Regions from separate parts of the Homo sapiens genome. Here region 1 is linked to region 2. A link is an interaction called in ENCODE POLR2A ChIA-PET data of the cell type or tissue named here. Cell type or tissue: GM12878. All regions are shown on one strand.

Region 1 (2,500 bases), 210 kb before region 2:
GATTGACATCGCAAATTAATCTTTATTTGAAATTATCTAAGTAATATATTTTAAGAACATTAAATATTATGTGTAATTTTATATATTATAATTACTTTTATATTGAATCTATATTATTTCTTCATATATGTTGCATATATTTATATATCTTTATATATATATATGTTTTTAACTTTTAGGTTCAGGGGTACATGTGCAGGTTATATAGATAAACTAGTGTCATGAGGGTTTATTGTATAGATTATTTTGTCACCCCAGCACTAAGCCTAATACCCAATATTTATTTTTTCTGCTCTTCTCCTTCCTCTCACCCTCTACCCTCCACCCTCAAGTAGGCCCCAGTGTCTGTTGTTCCTCTCTTTGTATCCACGTGTTCTCATTATTTAACTCCCACTTATAAGTGCAAACATGTGGTATATGCTTTTCTGATCCTGCATTAGTTTGCTAAGGATACTGGCCTCCAGCTCCATCCATGTTCCTGTAAAGGACATGATCTAATCCTTTTTTATGGCTGCATATTATTCCATGGTATATATATACACCACATTTTCATTATCCAGACTACCATTGATGGGCAATTAGGTTGATTCCATGACTTTGCTATCACAAATAGTGCTGCAATGAGCATATACATGCATGTGTCTTTATGATAGAGCAATTTATATTCCCTTGGGTATATACCCAGTAATGGGATTGGTGGGTTGAACGGTAGTTCTTTTTTTAGCTCTTTGAGGGATTGCCACACTGCTTTCCACAATTATTGTAAATAAATACTCCCACCAAAAGTGTATAAGCATTCCCTTTTCTCTGCAACCTCGCCAGCATCTGTTATTGACTTTTTAGTAATAGCCATTCTGACTGGTGTGAGATGGTATCTCATTGTGGTTTTGATTTGCATTTCTCTAATGATCAGTGATATTGAGCTTTTTTTCATGTGCTTGTTGGCTGCATGTATGTTGTCTTTTGAAAAGTATCTGTTCATGTCCTCTGCCCACTTTTTAATGGTTTTTTAAGTTCCTTACAGATGCTGGATATTAGACTTTTGTCAGATCATACTTTGCAAAAATTTCCTCCCATTCTGTAGGTTGTCTGTTTACTCTGTTGATAGATGCTTTTACTCTACAGAAGCTCTTTAGTTTTCTTAGAACCTTCTTACCAATTTTTGCTTTTGTTACGATTGCTCTTGGCATCTTCGTCATGAAATCTTTGCCCATTCCTATGTCCAGAATGATGTTGCTTATGTTGTCTTCCAGGGATTTTACAGTTTTGGGTTTTACATTTAAGTCTTTAGCCCATCTTGAGATGATTTTTGTATATGGTGTAAGGAAGGGGTCTAGTTTCCAGCTTCAGTCTTCTGGATATGGCTAGCCAGTTATCCCAGCACCATTTTTTGAACAGTGAATCCTTTCCCCATTGCTTGTTTTTGTCAGCTTTGTCAAAGATCAGATGGTTGTAGGTTTGTGGCCTTATTTCTGGGCTCTCTATTCTGTTCCATCGGTCTATGTGTCTGTTTTTTTTTTTTTTTTTACCAGTACCATGCTGGTTTTGGTCACTGTAGCCCTATAGCATAGTTTGAAGTTGGGTAGCATGATCCCTCCTGCTTTTTCCTTAGGATTGCTTAGAATTTCCTTGACTATTTGGGCTCTTTCCATATGAATTTTAAAATAGTTTTTTCTGGTTCTGTGAAAAATGTCATTGGGAGTTTGATAGGAATAGCATTGAATCTGTAAATTGCTTTGGGCAGTATGGTTATTTTAATGATATTGATTCTTCCTATCCATGAGCATGGAATGTTTTTCCATTTGTTTGTGTAATCTCTGATTTCTTTGAGCAGTGTTTCATAATTCTCATTGTAGAGATCTTTCAGCTCCCTGGTTAGCTGTATTCCTAGGTATTTTATTCTTTTTGTGGCAATTGTGAATGGGAAAACATTCCTGATTTGGCTTTTGTCTTGTCTGTTGTTGGTATATAAGAATGCTAGTGATTTCTGTACTTGATTCTGTATCCTGAGACCTTGCTGAAGTTGTTTTATCAGCTGAAGGAGGTTTTAGGCTAAGACTCTGGGATTTTCTAGATATAAAAATCCTGTCATCAGCAAACAAAAATAGTTTGACTTCCTCTCTTCCTATTTGGATGCCCTTTATTTCTTTCTCTTGCCTGATTGCCCTGGCCAAAACTTCTATGTTGAAGAGGAGTGGTGAAAGAGGGCATCATTGTCTTCTGCCAGTTTTCAAAGTGATTGCTTCCTGCTTTTGCTCATTCAGTGTGATATTGGCTAAGGGTTTGTCATAGATGGCTCTTATTATTTTGAGGTATGTTATTTTAATACCTAGTTTATTGAGAGTTTTTAACATGAGATTTTACTTTTGTTGAAAGCCTTTTCTGCATCTATTGAAATGACCATGTGGTGTTTTTATTTCTGTTTATGTGATGAATCATGTTTACTGATTTCCATATGTTGAATCAACCTTGCATCCCAGGGATAAAGCCTACTTGATCA
Region 2 (2,500 bases):
GAGCAAGAAAAACAAAAGAAGGCCAGGCACAGTGGCTCACACCTGTAATTCTAGCACTTTGGAAGGCTAGGATGGGAAGATTGCTTGAGCCTAGAAGTTAGAGACCAGACTGGGCAACATAGGGAGACCCTGTCTCTACAAATAATAAAAACTTTTTCTGAAAAAAGACATCTTTGCATTTCAAGGGTAGACTTTTAAACTTTAGTTTAAAAGTTTAGTTTACTCAGACCAGTACATTTTAAAACTTTTTAGAAGAACCCAAGAGACTGTCTGAGTCGTTTCAAGTTGGGAGTTTTAGCTGATATAGTATACATTTCAACCATGTAGAATCACTTTAAAAAGTTATTAAATAATCTTGGGTTAAAATGGGATATTTTCTTGTTGAACCTTGAGAAACCAAGAGACAGGTTTGGAGATTGGGGCTAGAAGGGACTCCCAGTGCTGATCATGAATGAAATACATTCAAATTATGTAAGTTCCCTTGACCTGGGAGAACATAGCTTCTTTGAAATGACTTTTTTTTTTTTTTTTTTTTTTTTTTTTACATATTAAGACTCAAAAGAAGAGTGGTAACATTCTGCTAATTCTTACAAATTATTTTAAGCCCATGAAACTTAATCAGTGGCTATTTAACTTCTAGCTGATTAGATGAGAACTGATGCCACTTGGTTCTCAGCTAAAGTTTTGTGAAGGGAAGAAGTCTGTTTCACAGACATTACTACTCAAGTATTGACTGACTCAAAGTGATGGAACTGATTTCAAGGAGAGCTGTATGAATGTGACTGACTCGGTGGTACCAATCCAATCCTAGAAAAACTAGACTTTTGAGATGAGTCAAGAGAAACATCTTTGTTTAGGAAAGATGGTATAGGTTTGGTTTTTTTTTTTTTCACTTTAGTTGATAAAAGTAAGAGGTGAATCCATCATTAGGCAAATAGAAAATGGTCTGGAGTTGTATTTATGTATCTGAAAGGACAACATGCTCATTAAAAGAAGGGAAGACGGTGGTAGAAGATAAGCTAAGTTAAGGTAGCAATGAGAGAGAAAATAGAAAAAACAGTAAGAGAACTTGGGATAGTGAGTAGATCTGAAGTTTCTTGATAAACTTCAAACTCTGAAACCTGGTGATCTGAAAGTAGATGAAAATTCTGCCATATTTAGAAAACCCTCAAACCAGTGCTTATGGAACGAGTAAACTCAGATTATCATTCTTACAATTCTGCAAAAATAAAATGGCATTGCTGTCTGCTTTTTCTTGGGCACCTTATTTTAATCATTTTTGCATTGCCCCGTGTGCCTAGCACTCAATTACCTGTTGAATAGTTGTATGAATTAATGTTGAATGTCAGCTTCCCATTAGAATATAGGCTCCCTGAGGGCAAAAATTTTTGTTTTGCTCACGCATTATCTCCAGCATCCAGAACAGTTCCTAGTAAATATCAATTGAGTAAATGACTGAGTGAATAAATAGTTAAGCCATGACTCAAGATTACTGTTTTCACAGCAACTTTATTGACAGTAAAAATGTAAATTAACACTACAATTTATTAGATATTTTATTTTTCTATTCACTCAGTATTGCATTTAAAACTCTTCAAAATTATGTAGTCTCTAATAGGTAGTAAATTGGATTCTGACCTGGGAATTAGGAGTTATTTAATAATGTAATGATTGGCAAGTAGATTGGACAATGAGATATACCCTTTCTAAGCTAATTCATCCACTACTGTTTTCATTAAATTACGAACATAATTTTATGCCAATAATATTGATATTTTAGTGATATTTTAAATCATCATATCAGTTTTTGCAGATTGAATTTACATGTTTTGATGGAAGTTTGTGAACATGGTTTAAGATTCTCTGGGCTGTGACTGCTCATTTTTGTTTTACTGTAAAATTAGTTATATTAAAATATGACTTCTAAAGAGTCATATTTTATATTTCCCTAAAGAGCCTTATATTAATGGCCATAGCTGTCCTTACAAGTAGGGATGTCCATGTAATATGTATGTCATATTAAAATATTGACATGCATTCCCCTAAAGAGCCTTGTATAAATGGCTATCACTGCCTTTATAAGCAGTGAAGCCCAAGTGGCCAGTCCCATTATGAACCTTGTCCCATTACTTCTGTTTGGGGCTACCATTCCAAGCACCTTCCTCCTCTGCTTAGAACAGCTGATTGTGATCACGTAATGGGTTGTGACATCACTGATAATACTAATATATTATTACATAGCAATAAACTAATTATATATATAACATAATTTATACAATATATATAGTAATGAAAGAATTAAGGAAAAGAAAGGGAAAGAAGGAATGAAGAGAGGGAGTGAGTAATAGAATAGAAAAGAAAAAAAATTGTGGTGTTCCCAGTCAGTTGTCAGATATGTTTCAAGGAAGTTGTTAATAAAGTAGAGTACCAAAGTTTGCAGGTGAGGAGAGTTATTTGCAGTTTTTTGTTTAAAATAATTACATTTTTCTATTAAAGCAAT

Evidence for each region. Peaks named below come from ENCODE experiments on the same cell type or tissue, not always from the same donor. Only the 100,000 strongest peaks of a DNase experiment are listed, where the experiment ranks them.
Region 1: POLR2A ChIA-PET joins it to region 2 with 8 read pairs; 5 of 35 experiments call an interaction of 5 or more read pairs at or near these places.

Annotation. Positions count from the first base shown.
Region 1 is chr7:93,033,573-93,036,072 of GRCh38, reverse strand. No RefSeq gene overlaps it. Among named protein-coding and RNA genes, the nearest start is that of SAMD9, 83 kb to the left of the region's middle. In GM12878, no CTCF peak of the experiment used is centred here; no DNase peak of the experiment used is centred here.
Region 2 is chr7:92,821,487-92,823,986 of GRCh38, reverse strand. All of the region lies in intron 2 of CDK6 (cyclin dependent kinase 6), which reads left to right. Among named protein-coding and RNA genes, the nearest start is that of CDK6-AS1, 14 kb to the left of the region's middle. In GM12878, no CTCF peak of the experiment used is centred here; no DNase peak of the experiment used is centred here; H3K27ac peaks cover 1,170 bases.